Linked DNA regions of Homo sapiens: region 1 is linked to region 2. Evidence: chromatin loops called from intact Hi-C (ENCODE). Cell type or tissue: heart right ventricle. All regions are shown on one strand. Each heading gives the region's core, and the rest is flanking DNA. Links, peaks and the distances in the headings are about the cores only. Region 1 overlaps FGF12 (fibroblast growth factor 12). Region 2 overlaps FGF12 (fibroblast growth factor 12).

What was found. Peaks named below come from ENCODE experiments on the same cell type or tissue, not always from the same donor. Only the 100,000 strongest peaks of a DNase experiment are listed, where the experiment ranks them.
Region 1: it touches region 2 in a loop (3.0-fold over the local background); 3 of 110 quality-filtered maps call a loop at or near these places.

Annotation. Positions count from the first base shown.
Region 1 is chr3:192,572,318-192,583,026 of GRCh38, forward strand. All of the region lies in intron 2 of FGF12 (fibroblast growth factor 12), which reads right to left. Among named protein-coding and RNA genes, the nearest start is that of FGF12-AS3, 61 kb to the left of the region's middle. In heart right ventricle, for the core only: no CTCF peak of the experiment used is centred there; no DNase peak of the experiment used is centred there; H3K27ac peaks cover 1,803 bases.
Region 2 is chr3:192,647,971-192,658,679 of GRCh38, forward strand. All of the region lies in intron 2 of FGF12 (fibroblast growth factor 12), which reads right to left. Among named protein-coding and RNA genes, the nearest start is that of FGF12, 74 kb to the right of the region's middle. In heart right ventricle, for the core only: no CTCF peak of the experiment used is centred there; no DNase peak of the experiment used is centred there; H3K27ac peaks cover 7,404 bases.

The sequences.
Region 1 (10,709 bases), core at 1,750-9,749, 75 kb before region 2:
TGGGCCCATTTGAAGAACTCTTGTAGCAAGGGGAAAATTCACATGATCATGCACAGCGTCAAGCTCCATTTACCTTTTGTCCTTTAATGATACTGATGAGCAGGCAGGTGATTTAAAAGAGAACAAATGGTCATTAAAATTAATCAAAAGGACACAATAAGGAAAAATGTGCTATATAAGGGCAACATAAGTTTTGTAGTGACACAAACAGAACAAAACAAACAAAACTCAAAGGAATGCAAAGGTGGCATGTATAGTATTTTAGCCCTTTAATTTGAACCCAAGGACTTAAATATGCACAGTTTTATGCACAGACAAATACCACTCACTGGGGCCAAATACACAGTAACAATGCTAAAAGTTTACCCCTTAGACTATTTTTAGAAATTACATACTAAACTATTTTAATCAGAGCTATAAAGCACACAGTGACCCATTCACAATTTACACCAAGAATTCTGTTTTTATGTACAATTTAAAATGCAGGGGACTCACTGTCATCACAATGGCAATGTATAGAACATTTTAAAAGCCTACAATGAGAAATAGGAGCCATTTCATGGTCATCCTCATAGTTTTTCCAACCGTTAGAATTACTTTATATAAAATAAATATTTAGTAAATGTTAGAAAAAGGGAGAGAGAAAATGAGGGAAGAAGGGTGATGACATGACTCTAGGAATGAAGAAATGGCATTCGGAAAAGGTATTTTCTTTTATACTTGGGAAAGCAAAGGACAGAAGTAATGAGCAAAACTTTATACTAAAGAGTCTCATTCTATATTCAGTGGTCAGAACTAGGAAAGGTTATTTTGGAAAGTTGTTCTCTTCCTGTAGGATAGGGGTTCTCAGTGCTTATGGAACCTACTTCTGAACTGGCCTTAAAAATAATCTTGGAAAGGGGATGGTTGGTGCCTTGTGGAGCTTAAAAAAAAAAAAGGATAGTCAATATACCTGTGATGGTCAATTTTATGTGTCAACTTGACCAGCCAAAGAGTGTCCAGATATATGTTCAAATATTATTCTAAGTATTCCTGCAACGTTGTTTTTGGATGAGATTAACATTTAAATCAGTAGAGTGAGTAAAGCAAATTGACCTCTGTAATGGTGGGTGGGCCTCATCCAATCAGTTGAAGGCCTGAGTAGAACAAAAAGTTAACTCTCCCCTGATTAAGACAGAAATTCCTACCTGAAGGCCTTTGAACTGGAGCATCAACTCTTCCTGGTTCTACAGCAGCCTACTAGCCTTCGGACTTAAACTGGGACACTGGCTCTGCAGACAGTGGACCAGCCTCAATAATCACATGAGCCAATTTCTTATAATAAATAAATAAATAAATAAAAATCTCCTATTGGTTCCAATTCTCCAGAGACCCCTGACTAACATAATACCTATTTTACGATACTTATTAGAAAAAATAAAACCCAACCAAATTTGGGTATAAGAAACAAACAGAGCAAGAAGACATTTCAAAAGCGGTCTGAGTTTTAAAATGTCAACACTGCTGGTGTGTCAGCAACATTTAATTGCCATCTTATCCATGCCCTTCCTCTTACATGTTCAGCAAGTGTCATTTAGTCTTCATTTAAGTTAGGAACAAAAGTTCAATAATAGGTTTAACCCAGTTTTCTCCTTTCCCAGCCTCTTTTACCCTAAGGTGCCCTTGAAGCAAGGGCCTCTGCCCAGCCATTCCCTAACAGAGGATCATGGGAGTGAAGTATAGTGTCTTTCCTGTCCAGATTAAACATTATCGTTGAGCTATAAAGCTAGATGCTGCTTTGGGAAGGGATCACATACAGGACTCTTGTATTTTACTGACTTTTCTGCAATTAATAATCTACTTCTCATAGTACATATCCTAAAACTTAAAAGGAGTGCAGAAGTTAGCTAGTCAATATTGTTTATTTTGGATATGGAGAAACAAAGCCTCAGAGGAGAAAAATGTCCTATCTGTACCATACAGCAATTATTAGCAGATCTGTAAAGCCTGCTATATAATGAAGCCTCAATTCTTAGCATGTCTTTAAGATGCAAGAATTTTTAAAAAGTGTAGTTGGAGCTTCATGAAAATCCACTATGTCTGCTCTGCAGGAGGGGCTATGCTTCTGACCCTTTACCATATAAACTTTTGCTTAAAGATCAAATCAAGAAAATAAACCTCTGAATCTCTAAGTAGCACTGCACAATTGGATAGTTCATGTCGTCCTACTCAAAAATGGGCCACCTCCTGTCAATGAAACCAGACTTCCAAAACATAGGTTATCATAGCATTCCCCATTCAAACCCCTGCAATGATTCTCCATTGCTTAGGGGGGATGAGGGCAAATGTTCAAATGCTTAGCCTAAAATTTAAGAACCTCCATAATCAAAGCTTAACCTACTCTAGCAACACATATTTGTTGAATACTACTGTGTACTAGGTACAATAATTGAGACAGTAGATAAAAATGCATCTTTGGAAGTGACTCCTCCAGCCCAGTCAAACTTTCAGGTAACTGCACATGCAGAAGTGGTCACCTGCTTAACAGCAATCTCATGAGAGACCCTGAACCAGAGCCACCCAGCTAAGCCGCTCCCAAATGTCTGGCCCACAGAAACTGTGAGATAATGAATAGTTATTTTAAGCCACTGAGTTTTGGGATAATCTTTTATGCAATAATGGATAATGTACACATCCATGAACAGATAAATGGATAAACAGACTATGGTATATCCATACAATGGAATACAACTAAGCAATAACAAGAGGTGAACTATTATTATATATAACATGCTTTAAAATCTCAAATAATTACATGGAGTGAAGTAAGCCTAGAAGAGACAAACTAATCAATTATGATGGAAAACAAGTAGTGATTGCCTAAGGATGGAGAGGAGGCAAAGAGAGAAAGAGTTCAAACACGTACAATGAAACTCTGGGGATGCAATTGTTATATTCATTAATTTTATCATGGTAATAGTTTCATGTCAAAATTTGTCAAATTGTACATTTTAATTGTGCACAGTTTGTTGTAATCTGTCAATTAAACCTCAATAGAGCTATAAAAAATCAAGTAAAAATGGTGATCAAAGCATTGGCATTGGCCCTGTCCTAATGTACTTCAGTTTGGAATAAAGGACATTAACTTCGCTAATAGCCACAGTGCAGTGGAAGAAGGGCTAACACAGCAACATGGAGGAGGAAGAGGAGGAGGAGGAGAAGAAAGAGGAGGAAGAGGAGGAGGAGGAGGAAAGTCTCCTGTTCTCTGCCTCCCACTAGGGCTTCCATATTGAAGTCCTTTCTTTGTTTTTCCTTTTCCTTCTTTTGGTACCACTTAGCCAGTAGGGTTTGCTAATGCTTTTTTTTTGCATTTAGGTTTTGGTCCCTCTTAAGCCTAGTTTCTTTCTAATTCAGACTGATTTTTTTTTAAAGATCTATTCTGGATCTCTTCTCTAAATGACTCTGGCCTATTGATAAACTTTTCACCCCAACAAATAATCTGTAGGGTGTTGAGAAGCTTTAAACTGATATATGTAGCACCTAGCTGCCACTTTATGAATAGTTAATACATTGTAATTATTATGTTGATATTGTTACTACTATAAGGTTATATTCTATGATAAATATGAAAAAGGTACTTGAAAAAAATAACTAAGGTTTTCTTTCACCAATAGATTTTTTACTTGCAATGAAAATTTTAGAATTGTAATTTCACCATCCAAATAACCTTTGTTTTAAATCATCAGATAAATCAGGTCACTGAGGGGAAAGGGTGAGTTGGGGTTAAACATTAACAAATCCTTTGGGAGGTCAGGCAATTGAATGATGTCTTTTCCAGCACATTTATGCAGCCCTTTTTTTTCTGCTTACAAACGAAGAAAAATAATGAATGTTGCCTTTGGGTTAGAAAAGTACAGCACAGGGAAAGAACCATCTCTCACTTTATAATATGTAAAACAATTTCATATTCACCATATGATTTCATCCGCACAGCAACCATGTTGTAACAAAGGCAGGGAATGTTACCCAATCACACAGATGAGAGAGCTGAAGGTAAGTCAGATAAAGTAACTTGCCAAATACCACGCAAGCTAGTTTTAGAACAACTGACTCTAAATCTTGCACATTTTCCATAACACTGAAATGTTTAAGAAGAAAGTTTGATTGGAAAAGGAGGTAAGAAAAGGAAGTATTGTGTGACTTAAAGTAAAGAGTAATGTCTTAGAAAGGTACTGAGGGGAAATCAGGTCAATGTCTTACCTGCATGCTATGGCCTCTCCTTATACTAAGAGAATGATTAAATAAATGATAATTAAATCCATCAGATACATTATTTAAGAATACTTGATGGTATGGAAAAAAAATGCTCATATTTTAATATTAAGTTTGAAAGGCAGAGAAAGAACAACAGTTTAGTCCCAAATCTGCTAGGTGGCAGGGGAGGGCAGAAAAATAAATCATCATGTTTATTGCGGCACTATTCACAATAGCAAAGACTTGGAACCAACCCAAATGCCCATCAGTGATAGACTGGACAAAGAAAATGTGACACATAGACACCATGGAATACTATGCAGCCATAAAAAAGGACGAGTTCATGTTCTTTGCAGGGACAGGGGATGAAGCTGGTAACCATCATTCTTGGCAAACTAACACAAGAACAGAGTACCAAACACTGTATGTCTCACTCATAAGTGGGAATTGAACAATGAGAACACCGGGACACAGGGAGGGAACATCACACACCAGGGCCTGTCGGCGGGTGGGGGACTAGGGGAGGGATAGCATTAGGAGAAATACCTAATGTAGATGATGGGTTAATGGGTGCAGCAAACCACAATGGCACGTGTATACCTATGTAACAAACCTGCACATTCTGCACATGTATCCCAGAACTTAAAGTGTAATAAAAAATAAATAAATAAATAATACTAATGGTAGCCATGCTCTTTCTGGTGGTGAGACAATAAACGATTTTGTGTTTGTTTATTCTTTTCTATACTTTTCTACTTTTGAACTGTGAGCATATTGTCCTTAGTGCAAGAAATAGAATCTTTTTTTAAATGAACAAATGGTTCTGAGAGTCATTGTGCTTATCTTCTAAATATTTGGCCCTTTGTATGTACTCGGTTCCAGCAGCAAAACACTCACAAAGGGTATATGTAACAAAGTGGAAACATGATCCTGCCAACTTTACCTGGAATGCTATGTGCATTTTGGCAGTGTTGGAGAGATGAAACCAGAACAGACTTAGAAAAAAGCTGGGACAGAGAACAAAGGAAGAGGAAACTCTGCCATATGGCATAGAGGAATTCACTAAAATTTAGGAATCTTAAATAGAGATCCCTTAAGACTAAAGTGATATGATTGAGGTTCATAAAATAATTTGTCATTATATATTTGAATATCTGAATACCACTGTACTTTACTCTCCTGAATAATAACTGTTTTACTCATCTTTCTAATCTCACAATGATATGCATAGTATTGGCAAATAGCAGGTGCCTGAATTGAGTTGTAGTTTATAGGTTGAATAAACATGTATTTATCCAAGAAGTCTTAAAATACTAATGTGAAGTGTTAGATAAAGCCCTAAAAGGATGCTTCAATTCAAACAAAACAAAAGAAAATGCTCTTTTTATGACAAGCAGTAACTATGGGTAAATATTTGGCTCCAAAGAAAGGTGCAGGGAGATAGCAAGGTCTAGTGAAAGGGGTTATGGTTGGCGGGGGGCAGGGTATCTAAAATAGCAACATTGTACATTCACTTCATGAAAGATAATCGTGTTCTCTATGGCAACAAAAAATATTTTTGGTACATTTGTCTGAAAGATAATTTCAAACTCTAGTTACCTGTGTAATATCAAATTAATACCAAGTAAGTAATAGTAAATAAAAACACTTTGTTTATGTAGCAATCACAATGTGCCAGACACTGCTCTAAGCACTTTACATATATTAACTAATTTAGTCTTCCTAAACTTCCCTGTCGATAGGTACTATTATTCTCCTTGTTCCTTTCTTTTTACTGGAGTAAAGGAAGATTGAGTGATTTGCCCAAGGTCACGCAGCTAGGAAATATTTAGTAAAGCCAGGATTTAAACCCAAGTCTTGTGGCTCCAGAGTCTGCATTCTTAACCCTTTACTGTCTTTTAAGATAAAACAACAACAATAACAACAATGCATATATTCAAAACTTATTTATTAACTGCTCTTATTCCTTAATTTCATGGCAGTTTTGCCTCTCAGATTAGATTTGTAAGTAGGAAGTGTGTCTTTAATTTTTGTCCCACCTAACCTCAGAGACACCCAGTACTTTTAGAGCCAAGTAATAGATATTCTTCTGCTATGATGTGTCTGATCTTTACTTGCTGGACATTCAAATTTCTTTTGATAATATTACCTTTTTCACTCAAATTATCAAATGAAAAGAAAAAAACAACTCCCTGGACAGTTAATGAGAAAATAAGAACTGGGTCACCATATGTAAAATGATTTGCGGATTTGATTTTAGTTCTCCTGTTATTGCAAAGCGAGTAGCTCATATTATTCCCACCTGCAAAGGAACAGCCTTCATGAACTACATTTTCACCACATAGACACACACATCCACTTTCTATAAGAATGCTCAGCCCATCTGCTCACATTTAAAAATACCAATTGAAGACCTCCCACGCTGCCTTGGTTTGTAAAATGTCTATCACCAAATCTTCATTCCAACACTCCTTTAAGTTTATAATTTCTTTTTCTCTTTTCTTTTAATGATTTTCACTAGTTCTTTTTCAAGTACCTAATGTTCATCATTAAGGTTTTTCTGAAATAGACAATGGTCTTTAAAATACAGGGTTTCAATGTTATTTCCATCTATGATGTGTCTTCATTTTGAGGAAACATTTTCCTATTTGGGAAAAGGTTACCTTGCACCCTGGTAATAAGCCTGTTTCCAATAAAGAAAATTAAGATCTCTATCTGTTCTCAAGGTACAAGACTTGATTACAGCACTATGAAAAGCAATTCTTAAAACACACACACACATACATACACACACACAAAGAAAAGATGAAATTGTGCAGACAACTCATTCTCAAGATACATTTAAGAGAGTAAAAACTGAATTGCGCATATATATTCCTGAACAAGGAGTGGAGGTATTTGTTGGGGTAGGCACTTCCTGTATCTCCATGAAAATATCCCCTGGAGGGTAGGTAAGCTCAGGACACACAAGCACTGTTTCCATGTTGCTGTAAACCACATGTTATTATTATCATTATTATTGAGACGAAGTCTCTCTCTGTCACCCAGGTTCGAGTGCAGTGGCATGATCTTGGCTCACTGCAACCACTGCCTCCGGGGTTCAATGCCTCTGGGATTCAAGTGATTTTCCTGCCTCAGCCTCCCGAGTAGCTGGGACTACAGGTGTGTGCCACCACACCCAGCTAGTTTTTGTATTTTTCAATAGAGACAGTTTTCTCCATGTTGCCCAGGCTGGTGTTGAACTCCTGACCTCAGGTGGTCCGATCATCTCGGCCTCCCCAAATGCTCAGATTACAGGTGTGAGCCACTGCACCTGGCCCCACATGTTATTCTTCTAAGAGCCTCAAGCTCAGTATTCCTTCATTCATTATTTCTTTTATCTATTCACTCATTCATTGAGGTAACGTGCTTTTACTGAGGGCCGTTTCCTGGGCATTCTCATAGGCAGTAGAGAGAAATGGTGATGACAGATGCCATGCTCCCTGACCTCAAATAACTTACAATCTGGGAGGGAGGCAGACTAGGGTCCTCTTGACTTTTAATTCAGTGCTTGCTCTTTCCTTTTTCTTTTTTTAGAAATCCAAGACATACAACGTTGTAGCTTACTCTTTATTTGCTTATATACTTACTTATTTTTCTGAGGCACTTTATGCAAGATCTTATGCAGTGATTCAAGTTCCTGTGTGCTATCTCACTGGCCATAAAGGTGACAGCCAATGTGCGGTATTAGAAGAAGCTACTGGAATTTATCATGGAGTCAACATTTCTATTTTTTTTTTTTGCAAATGTTATGAAATCCCTTATAAAAAATGATTAGAGATGAAAACTGCTTCAAGCTCTCCCTGAAATCCAACTCAATAATTTTTTTAGGAAACATCTAGTGACCGCTGAACTGTGGAGCAGCTTGCTAAGGAAATGTGTCATAATATGTAGATACCGGGATCCTAAGGTATAGCTCCACATAGTTTATGTCTGAGAGGAAAATTGGTCTATGTCCCACATGTGGGGCTTTTCAAAAAATCCTTCTCAATAAAGAGATTTTTTTGTTGTTGTTGTTTTGTTTTGTTTTGTTTTTGAGACGGAGTCTCATTCTGTTACCCAGGCTGGAGTGCAGTGGCCCGATCTCAGCTCTCTGTAACCTCCGCCTCCCAGGTTCAAGCGATTCTCCTGCCTTAGCCTCCTGAGTAGCTGGGATTACAGGCATGCACCACTGTGCCCAGATAATTTTAGTAGAGACAGGGTTTCACCATGTTGGCCAGGCTGGTTTCAAACTCCTGATCTCAGGCAATCTGCCTGCCTCGGCCTCCCAAAGTGCTTGGATTACAGGCATGAGCCACCACTTCCGGCCTCAATAAAGAATTTTAATGACACTAATACATGTTGTGAGGATTTAATTTGAAGTAGATTTATTTGAAATACATATGAAAAGTCTTAAAATGTCCATGCATTTTGAACAGCAATTTGAGATGAAGGAAATAATCAGATATGCATAAAATGTCTATTAAAATGTTCTATTTTTATAATAGAGAAAAATTGGACATAATATACTCAGTGAGAAGGGAATGGTTAATTATGAAATCATTGTTTCATAGATAATTGTTATCATTAAACATTATATAGAAGACTTTCAATGATGTGGGCCAATAAACACAATTTATTACTAAATAAATAAAGTATGTAGAGAATTATAAGACTCAAAGCATGTTAAAATATATTTCAACACATCTTAATACAGCCGGGCATAGTGGCTTATGCCTGTAATCCCAGAACTTTGGGAGGCTGAGGCAGGAGGATGTCTTGAGCCCAGGAGTTTGAGACTGTAGCCTAAGCAACATGATGAGACCTCACCTCTCTAAAATATATATATATGTGTGTGTATATATATATGTATATATATGTGTGTGTATATATATATGTATATATATGTGTGTGTGTGTATATATATATATATATATATATACAGGAAGAATACATGCAAAAATGTCAAAAATATTAACTCTGGACAATTAGAGATTCTAAAATTTCTTGACTTTGTCATGCTCTCTATAATTGAGGTCAAGTGTTCTCTTTCCTTCCATTGAAATATTCAACTCCCATCACTCTTTGTGGACTTTGAAGATTTCTAAAATGTAAATGAAAATATTTTAGAGGACTTCAAATTTTTCCATTCTTTAGAACCCAAATGGCATGATGGCTTTTTTATCTAAATACACTGTAATTCAAATTTTTCCTGCATCCAAATCTACATGGCATGGTGAATTCTTAATTACTCAATGTGCTGAGCACAGTTATCTCTAAAATATCATTATCTTTAATTACCTAAAAGATTATAAATACATATAAAAATGCTTAAAACAATGAATGCCTTACTCTCTTCAGGGTACTCAAATGTCCTGATAGACTCAATGTTTTACTCTTTGACAATATTTCTGCAACACTTGTACTTGTTCAGGATTTGTGGGAAAATAAAATTATTCTAGGCCCACTAAAGTAGAGTCTTTCCAAACTCTTGATATATTAAGCAGCTATATATAGCTGTACAGATGTTAACCTGGTTCACCGTTGCATTACACTTTGCATTTTATTTCAGAATTACTAAATTATGGCAGCTTTAAAAATAGTTTTAAACTTTCAAAAATAATTGTGGCTGTGTATTTAGAATCTCTATAAAGTTATTTTTAGGATTGTAGCTAATCTGCCATAGACTGTTAACATAAAAAATTTATGTTTTATTTCATATCTTCTTCCAAAGCACATACTATAAATATAAATGGGAGTTGTTAGCCTATAAAGGAGGGGAACTCTAACTGAAAGTTAGAGTTTGTATCTTTATCACGTTCACTCATTGTTATTACTGGATTACTATTTCCTACCTTAATACATAGTTTAGCAAGTTATGAAGAGGATGGGCTGACGTTTGACAAGGATGAAGCCTTCCAGCTACTAAGCACTGTGAGATCTGGTCCAGCACAAAGAGAAATGAAAAGAAAACTTCAAATGCCATGTAAGAAGTGAGAGCAGTCCTAAGGGTCAGGAGCTAAACTGACTTGAATAGCTTTGAAACTAAGTAGAATTTCAGTCCTGGTGGTTGGTGATTAGAAAATGGAGCAGGAAATGCTTCCACAGCTAGTAAAAAAAAGAAAAAAAAAAATCCTTATCTTACTGTCATTATGAACATAGATATAAAGGTCTGGGTATGAACCAGGATCAAGGTGAAGATGAATGAGGCAGTTCAAATGCCTGTGCCTAGCTTCTCAGCTTCATTTGACCCTACCACACCTGAGCTCTCGGCAGGTACTCCCCAGGCCTACCCCACTCTGTTTCCCTTCCTCACATCCCTAGCCTCAACACAAACATGCACACTGTGCACTTTTCATTCCTGGCTCTATAATTTGCTCATTTTGTTCCTCCTTCCCTTCCCCCTCATCACATATAGCCTGGCCTAAATGAGATTTTATCTGTTCCTCAATCTTTCC
Region 2 (10,709 bases), core at 976-8,975:
TCCTCATATCTGCTCTATGAAATGAGCAGTGCAGAAAGAATAGCCCCATTTCACAAAGGGTCAAAATGAGGCTTGGAAAAGTAAGGCCACTTTATGTAGACTCACACTTCTAGGAGGTGGCATATTCAGTTTTATATCAATTCAAATCTTCTGACATCAAGTCCAATACATTCTGACATGACACAATATTCTATCATTATTTTTACTATTATTATTGTTATTTTTATTATTGTAGGATAAAAATATACACAAATGTCAGATAGAAAGTAAATAATGGCATAAGATATAACAGAAATGGTCTATAACAACTGACTAGTGGTCCAGATAATAATGTATCCTAGAAAAAATAATTGATTTTGTTGGTTTTGTTGATTTTTGTCATTGTTTTTTGTTCATTTCACAAAGAAAAGTAAGGCACTGAGATACATCTATATACACAAAATGATTGTCTCCCCCACGATATGGTCAATTCTCAACTATCCATGGACTTACAGGAACAAAGACTATTTAGATTTTTTTTTTTTTTAGTCTCTTAGAATTTCAAATTCTCACATCAGTAGATATTTCCCCTTTTAACAAAAGCAAATTGTTTTAAAAACCCATGAATTTTCTGGCTTTTGTTGGTTTTCATTCTTCTCCAACTAGATAAACATCTCTTAAGCAAATAATCATTGCTTCAATAGAGATTATTTTATTCATGATTATGCTTTGTGCTCCAAAATTTACGCAAAATATGAAGGATGAGAAATGGCATTAGAAGGGAGCAACAGAAAAATAGAAGGAAAAAAGACTTTTTAAACAATGCTTGCAGAAAGCAGAATAAATTTTCTGTGAGGTAAGGCTTTCCATTGAGTAACAACTAAATATAAACTGAAATTGAAGTATGGGGCCAGAAGCCAGTTAGGGAGTTCACCAAACTTGGAGCTGATTAATCTCCAATATGGATTCTCAAATAAATCAAGGAACTCATTCTTGGAATGATTTCAAGTCATCCTTCTCTTTGGAGGGTAGAGTAAATGTTATTGAGTATGGAGGAAGGGAAGTTGCAATCTTAAGGGGTCACTCTATCATGTTAAAAATCAGCACAAGCAGGGTGTCAAAAGTTGAAGGCTTTTGAGTCACCCTATCCAATTGCAGTTGTCTTAGCTCTCAAATCAATACGCCTATAAGTAGCCATGATATGATTTAACTGATAGTGTCCCAGACAGTGAAAAATTCATTACTGTGACCTGTGAAGTGATTTCACCTATCCCTTATCCAACAGTAGAGGATTGATCGCCACAGCCAAAACCTCAGCCACTGCATACGATAGTAAGCACTTATAGTAAGTAGAGTGACCCCAATGGTAATGTCTATTCAATGGGCGGAAAGAGCTAGGCCCTCCCAAAGTGCAGTAAATCTCATTATTCATTGACTTCTCCTTAAGCGTTCTGCTGCTTAACTAATGACCGTTTTAATTCTTAATTCATAGGGTGCCTTGACAATGTAGTTTTATTCTTATTATTATAACTTTGAGTTGTAATAAATATATCGAGTTTTCTGTGTTACTAAAATTACACTGAAATATCATTTTAACTATTTATTTTTATTTATTTATTATTTTTTAATAGAGTCTCACCCTGTCTTCCAGGATGGAATACAGTGCCATCTTGGCTCATTGCAACCTCTGCCTCCCGGTTCCAGCGATCCTCCCACCTCACCTTCCTAAGTAGGAGTGCGGAATTATAGGCGTGCACCGTCACATGCCTGGCTAATTTTTTTTTTATTTTTTGTGGAGATGGGGTTTTGCCATGTTAGCCAGACTGGTCTCAAACCCCTGACCTCAAGTGATCTGCCCACCCCTTCCTCCCAAAGTGCTGGTATTACAGGTGTGGTCCCTGGCCTTTTAACATTTTAACTTATGAATTATTTTCATACAAGATAATAGTCTTTTTAAAATGCAGCTTAAGTTTATTCTGTGGTATATTTTGCTCATATTTTTCTTACTAGCAGCTTCAGGGGATAAGTTGGTTTTGAAGGAAATGTATTTTCTTTGATAACTTGGCAACATGCAAACCTGTTCTCTCTCTCACAGACTTCATGTAGGAAACAGTCTTTCACTGTTGCAGACTGTAAGGAAGAAGAACCAAAGAGAGTCATGGGCGAAGCCCCAAAGACCCTCTTTAAGAGTACATCTGATCATGTCACATGTCTCTAAAATTACACATACTCCAAACTCCTTTTTGCCTGCAGAATACTTTAAACATTTTAATGGGCCTTCAAAGGCCTTCCAGGAACTTGTCCTTACCTCCTTTTTCAACCTCAGTTTCTACTACCAACCTACACAAATTCTGCATTTCAGAGGTGTCTACCGACTTACAACCACTTGAATATGCCATACTGTTTCACATCTCCATGCCTTTGCACCTGCTATTTCCACTACTGGAACTGCCATCCTTTTCCTAGTTTCCACTTTTGATAAACTCCTACTCATTCTGAAAGACAGTTCCCATCTGTATGAGCTTCCCTGAGCCACCCAAACAACAACCCACTCCCTTGTACTTGTGCCAACCCTATACCTATTATTTATCTCATTGTTGAATTTATTATACCTCACTGTCATACTTTGTCCTTAAATACATTTTTAGTCTGTCTATAAGTTTCTTCCAAACAAGACCTGTGTACCTTTCAAATTCATATTATTAGCAATTAGCACAGTTCCTGGCACACAAAGATGTTCCATAAAAGTTTCTGAATAAATCTGAAGTATTCTTGACCTAAGGAATGAAACAGCATCTCTTCAAGAGTAATATTTTTTAAAATATATAATAAAATAATGCCACATATTAATGTATGTCCAATAGGAAAATTATGACTTTACATATTCTGTCCTATCATCCGACAAGATAGCTTGAATTTTTTACTTGAAAAATATGAATAACATGAATATAAAAAGTAAATAATGGGTTTCATTGACCAACATTTAATTCTAAACAGTGATCAAGATTTTAAGTTAAATATATTTCTGTCCTAATGTCTCAAGTTGCTAAGAAGATATTGATTATCTGGACACCAAAAAATAGTTTCCAGATGAAATCTGTACATCTATGTCCTTTGTATTCGTAGGCACAGACACCTACTAGGAAGTTAAATGTGTAAATTCAGGTGAATTTCCAAAACACACAAAACATTCTAATTACTTGGGTCAATGGGTTGATAGAAACCTTAGTCCCAGGACTGATGAGCAAACAGAACATTGACCTTCTCAGACTAACCGACATTTGTTGAAGCCTTCAGAGTGGGATATTCAGGTGGGGTGAATTGGGTACAAACCAGTCATATGAACCTGGACAGGGGACTTCTTTCTGAACTGCAGCTCCTCTTCTGTAAAATTAGGGGCCTAGATGATATACCCTAGAGTCTTCCAGGTCTCACACCCTGTCAAGCTATGGATTGTTTCAAATTATAATAAATGACGAGGGAGGTTAAGTGATATTTACTGGTATATGGCAAATAAGAGGCCTGCTTCTCAATTCAACAATCTCATTTTTCCCCTCGCCTTTGAAGACAAAAAATAAAAAATAAAACAAATTAAAAACAAAAATAAGATGCTTTTCTTATATGCAACACATTTAAAATGGGTGGACAAATAAAGCATTTATTCTAGTTCATTATAGAAAATATATTGAAACCACTGTCACTTTGGGTCATTGTAGAAGATGTACATACTTTTGTTATACATGGAAATATTAAGCAACTAACATATTCATATTTATATAGGATTTACAGTTTTCCAAAACACTCATGTGTAATGCCTTGTTTAATCTTTGAAACACCGCTGAGAGTTAGGACCCTTTGATTTAGACAGAGGATGGGACAGAGAGGTTCAGTGTACTGCGTGAGGTCCAGCAACTAATAAATGTAGAGCTAAGCTTCAATTGTCAGTCTCTAGATTCAATTCAGCTTCATTCTGTTATCAATGCAACCCCTCCCTCCAGTCATATTATTCATGCAGAGGATGTGGCTAAGTGAGAAGAGAAGAGATTGGAAGGCTCATTTATTTATTCAAAAACTATTTGCCAGGCACCTACTCTATGCCAGACACTCTGCTAGATGCCAGGGAATATCAAACCTCACACGATCCCTGCCCTTCTGGACTTCTAGATCTTACACTTCCAGGAGAGATTAAAGTGGATAAAACGAATTGTATGCCATGGGCACATGTTACAAGTGGGACATAAAGATATAAGCAAGGAACTATGGGAACCCATTGAACAATTCATCATGTTCATGAGAATCAGAGACAGCCTCTGGCATTTAGCTAGGCCTTGAAGAGGGAGGAGTATTTCAATAGGGAGCATAGCAAGGGAAGGCGTGCCAACATGGAAAGAAGAGCAGGAATGACAGCCCGGATGGATGAGAGTGCAAAGCTCACCCAGGAAGGTAGTTCTTTTGGCCTGTATGGCAGGAGAAAGACTGAGTGGGCATCGTTTTGTTCAGAGAAAGCCAGACCAGCCCTGAGGCAGCAAAGTAAAATATCCTCTCTATGTTTTTCATTCTCCAAGCTTTGCCACAGAGGATGTTTACTTGCTCTTGGCTTCGGAATATCCTTAAGAACGGTTCTCAAAGTGTGGTGCCCAAATCAACAGCCTTGGTATTATCTGGTAACTTGTGAGAAATACAAATTCTCAGGCTAGTGTCACAAATTTACCAAATCATAAACTCTGAGGGTAGGGCCCAGAAGTCTGTGTTTTAGCAAGTACTCCAGGAGACTGTGATGTTCACTCAAATTTGAGAATCACTGCTTTGAAGGACTTCCGCCCATTTGAATATCCTTATACCAAAAAACGTCAGTTCTAACCCAGAATTACCAACACACTCCTGAAATCTACAGGCTAACTTTGTATGCTCATGTAAGAGAAGCTTGCAAGATGGACTGTTTGGGAATAAACTAGGAATTTATGCTGAGGTGGTGAGTCATCACTTTTTAGGGCTACTGAAAGGGAGACTTAAGCACCCATTGTTAATTTGAGTAGATGCCATCTGTGGCCCTACTCTCCTTGGAATAAACTTCTGTTGTGACACAGAACTTACTGTTAGCCTTCTGTAACATCATATTTCGAATGGTGCACTAATAGAAATTGTGAAATGCTCTTTAGGGAACACCTATGTCATATTTAAGCATGACAGTTACAGAAGAGACGGTGGGCATATCCATTTCTCTGCAGTCTTTGGGTTTGGCTTAAAACTGGTTGTAATTCAGTTTGATAAATGATCACCAAGCTCTCTTTATGTCATCACTGTAACTAGGCTAGGAGTGGTGACGAGAAATAAGTCATAGCTCTTGTTTTTGAGGCATTCAGTCCATTTCTTTAGAATAATCAAAAAATCTCACTTTTCCCAAATCATCCCCAGGAGTTTCTCTGGTCCCTACATTTTGGTTTCTTCCTGGAATGCTCAGCCAGCCTCGCTTTCTGTGCCCATCAAAATCTGTCAAAGCCATGCTCCAACGCCACCAGTTTTCCTCAACTAGATATGATCTCCTTTTAAACAATGCAGGCCAAATAATTATTTTTCTCTTACAGAGTTTTGTAGCCTTCTGAGAACGCAGTACAGATCTATAATATTAAAAATATCCAAATTAGTTCCTGTATGTCCTGTATAAAAACCTTGAAGCAAATAATTTCTAATTAAAAATACAACAGATCAAATTTTCATTAAACCAAAATAAATAAATAAAACTCTTTCAATATATATTCCTCATTTGAGGCTTTTTTTTTTTTGAGACGGAATCATGCTCTATCGCCCAGGCTGGAGTGCAGTGGCGCTATCTCAGCTCACTGCAACCTCCGCCTCCCCAGTTCAAGTGATTCTCCTGCCTCAGCCTCCTGAGTAGCTGGGATTACAGGTGCAAGCCACCATGCATGGCTAATTTTTGTGTATGGGTTTATTTTTCAGTAGAGACGGGGTTTCACCATGTTGGTCTGGCTGGTCTAGAACTCCTGACCTCAGTTGATCTACCTGCCTTGGCCTCCCAAAATGCTGGGATTACAGGCATGAGCCACAGCACCTGGCCTCATTTGAAGCTTCTTAAGGTGAGTGTGCCACTCAGACTTCACAAATATTTAATGTTGCCTAACAAGTATGTGAAGGATTTCAGGATTTTGCCACTGTATAAACAAATAAATAATAAAGTTACTTAAGAATTTTAGGCTTGGAAGTAGGCACAAAGGAAGCTAGTGTTTTGTGGAAGTTTGGAGGCCAAGTAGGAGGGCTGGGAATAAACTATAGGTTATCTGGCTGTGCTTCCCAGGTCCTTCCTAATTAGCATTAATGGGTAATACATAGTTGCAGTGTCACACAGGACAGCAGAATTTTTTTGAGATAATTGATTGCTACTAGAAATTTTTGAGAAATAGAGTTTATCTGTTGCCAAGAATGGCTAAAATCTGATCTGGATCTAAATGATAAAAAAAATAAATAATCTCCATATCAGCAACCCAATAGCACTTTGAATTTACATATGATTTTCTACAAGATATTTTATTTAAGCATAACAATAGCTCTGTCCTACTCTGGTATCTTGCCACAGATGGGCATTCAATGTATCTTTAAGAAGGGACACAACAAATGATAGCCGAGTTAAGGATTAGTCCCATTTTATAGATGAAAAGCAGAGGCTTACAGTGATTGAGGAAAAGTGACAGAGTCAGAAATGTTCAACGTGAAGCAGAAGAGAGGCTTCTTGAACGTAGTCCGTTCCTTTCCCCACACCACCCTGCATCACAGTTTGACAGACCTGTGTACCACTCCTTCCCTTACATGTAGAAACTGGTTATGGTTTTCGTATATTCAACAGAAAGAGTGTCCTCATGATATTTCTCTGATAAATGCTAGCTATGTATAGAAACCCACAGCTAATCAGCCACTTCTGACAGATCAGTGTGAAAAAAAAAATAGTCAACTAGATTGATGGACCACATTTTTTACTTTTCAGAGGAATGTGACAGTTTTCCCCCTCATTCCTTGGAGCAATGATAAAGAATCCTTCCAATTCTGTATTTGAGCACAAGGAACAAATTTTAGGAGTAATAACTCAATATTAATATAGTAAATTTTGCTGTATAGATTATGAAACATCTTCTTAAAGTCCTATTTTGTATATGGTGTATAAAACATCGATGACATAAATTCCACTCAAAATTCTCTGTGTGCAGAGACATCTGCTGCCTGGCCAATATCTATTCTCACTTCCTCCTTATTAACACAATCTCTGTATTGTTGATAGCAACAATGTGCCCAGCTACATATCCTAGCCACCCTTGTAGATAGGTGTTAAAATTTAAACAATTTTAAGAGGGACTTCAGAGAAGCAGAAAGCATTCCATTGACAGGCCTTTCTTTTTTTCTACATCTCTATTTCTAAAACTCAGATGTGATGGTTGGAGCTGCAATAGACAGACAGACATCTTTAGACCATGACTTGACCTTGAGGATGGAAGCTACAGAATAGGAACGCAGAATAGAAGGATTGAGAAAAACTGAGAGGCTGATGAAATCACAACATCACCATACCAGCCTCTTGACTTCTACATCAAGGGAAAATTAATTCTATTTAGTTTACAAGTATTACTTAGATTTCTGTTACTAGTTGACCCATTTAATCATAACTGATGAGTCCCCCAAAATATAAGTAAAATAAAGAGCTAGAAAATTTTGATTAGGACTATATTTTGAAATTAAAGAGCTACTGAGTAATAGATGGACGAGTGTCCCATGCTAATATGGCCTAGAAGAAGAAGATGATTTTCCCTAAATAAGGCAACCAGAAATGAACGTTATCAGGAGTCTGAGTCATGCCAGAAAGAAGATGATGATGTTTGCAAACCCGCATAATGATGCAATAGAGATGGGGGAATGGGAAGAGGTGAACACAAGCATGAGGATTTTAGAGCGAAAGGTCAGTGAAGCCATAGGAAAAGAAGCTGTTTGGGACTGGAGGGGAAGAATAACTAGCACTCCAGACACATGGGCCGAGAAAAGAAACGTTACATGCCAGAAAAGAAATTCCCTCATCCAGGAGGTTCAGGCAAAAAAAAAAAAAAAAAAAAAATTCTTTTCCTTGCAGTACCTAGCACAGGACTTTTTAGAAGGGTATGCACTCAATAAATGTATGTTAATTAATGTACAGCCATCCAAAAAATCAGTGACGGAAGCTCACCTGGGAAGCCTTACTCTCAAAATACTGGATAAAACACACTGTTTCATCCCAATCCTTTCTTAGTATCCTTTAACTGTCACTAAACAACACCTAAATTATAAGGTGAAAAGACACACACACACACACACACACACACACACACACACACACAGAGAGAGAATTATAGTAAAGCAGATACATGTAGTCAAAGCCTCATAGCACAAAAGGAATGAGAATTTAAACACACTCAGCATTCACTTGTGACCACTATTTAAAACTTCATGCTCCATATTTACACATTTGTTTCTCTAGTGCAGTGGTTCTCAGCCGGGGTGATCTGGCCCCCAGGGACATTGAGCAATGCCTATATCTCTGATTGTTATAACTGGGGTGGGAGGAGGGGTGCTACTGGCATCCAGTGGGTAGAGGCCAGGGATGCTGTTAACCAACCATCCTGCAATGCACAGGACAGCCTCCCACCTCCAAACCAAAGACTTAAGCCATACATATCCAGTAACAATGCCAGCTACTTCAAGATTATGGCATACTCTCTCCAATGTTGACAGTCTTTTAGTTCATGTAATATTTTTCAGAGTACCCAACAAGAAAACACCTAGCAGTGTAGGCTCATGAAAATGTAATGTGTGGTCTGTAATCCTTGACGCGACCTGGCTTCCAATGTATTTTTTGTTCACAGGAAGCTTGAAATGCATAATAGCCACAATTATTAAATATATACTAATTGGCAAGTACAATGTGAAAAACTTTACAAAGATAAATCTTGGTGAATCTACAGAACATTACTGAGGGATAGGTATTAGTATAAAGTCTCACGGCCAAGGTCACAGCACTTATAAACAACAGAGGTCCCCAGTACATATCAACAATGGGAAGGTTAATATGTAATCATACAATGGTTGCTATTCTGGATATCTATGTTCTCTGCTGAGTTGAGGTTTTTTTTTTCCTTTACATTCATAAAGACAATAACTTTCTTGCACAGAATGCTTCCTGAAATGTACTGTACATTTCTGAACTTTATTTGATATAACGTATTGAACATAATTTAATCTTCCCTTAACATGTCAGGGCGGTTATGATGAATATCCACATTGTTCTGTATTAGAGCAAATGAAATATTCAGGGCTTCCTGTCACTTCACTAGATAGTCCCAATGCTTTTAGAGTTTTTCTGTCTGATTTTTATCATTTTTCTTTGTCTGCCTTTCTGGCAGAGTTGGAACTGCCTCTTTTTAACTAGAGAGAACTATTAAAAAAAAAAAACAGAGAACTATTAGAACTGTAAAACAAGCTCCTAAAAGAACCTCCCATAGTGTAGGGGGAGAGGGGAGGGAGGTGAGAAGGAAGAAGAGCTGAGACTATACAAGCTTCTGGGTATCAATTTTATCTGCACCAAATTCCTTTTGGCTTTATTTCTTGGTTTACAACTGAGTTCCAACTACCTGAATTTGTTAAATCTATGAGATTCGGACTCATGTGGTCTTAAAATACAGGTAGTAGACATTTTAATCATAATTTTTAAAATCCTACATTTGGCTATAGTATAATGGGATCTTATGTATCTACCAAGCTATGCATGTCCACTAACACTTAAACCCAAATTTATCAATAAAACCATATTTCCTAGACATTTCCAAACAATAATTTTAGTTTTCAAACATGCAGCTCCCATTTTTAAATTGCCAAAAGATCAAAACACTAATAAAATTTTCAGAAGTAATAAGTGTGGCAAGATAATATGAAGTTTTAAAGGCTTTTTTACTCTGGGCTAAACTATATTTCTGCAATGAGTACCACGAGACTATTTGGGTTTTTTTTTTCACTCTATCATTGCTCTTTTGGAAAACAGAAAGGACCTTTATCAGCACTTTGCAATTGCAGATAAAAAACAGTACACTGACAGAGACGCTGTGAAGTTTAACTAGGACAAAAATACAATAGGACACATCAGTGATTCTTGAAAAATCACAGAAAAACCATGGTAAATGTGCTACATAATCAATCAGTCCACTGTTTAAAAAATTACATTGAAATAGATTTTCTATATAGTTTTATACAAACAAAATAGGTGGTAAACCGGACCCATGCCTTAGCAGGCTGAAAGCTGATACTGAACCTGCCAGTGGTCAGGTACCCAGAACTTGGCATATCAGACTGCTGCATTGCTTCTGTAGCTCATCACTTGCCTCTTTCAACTCAAGATCAGCTGCTGGCTTGTGAGAACGTTCCCTTGGGTACCTAAATGCTGCTACCAGCAGTTTTATTACTTCTGCCATGACTTTCTGAAGCTGAGCAAGCTGCAGCCTCTGCACGAAGATCCTCATGGAGAGCAGAGCAACGCAGAGTTTGGAGCGTGCTAACCAGTAAACAAAGTTTTAGGGTGCATTAGCTTTACCCTAGAAAGCAGGGCACTTGGCTTATTTTGAAATAATAGGTTAGCTTGAGAATAAATAAAAATTCTGCTTTTCTTTTAAATCATAGTTTTGCATAACTTAGGTTTTCAATGAAAA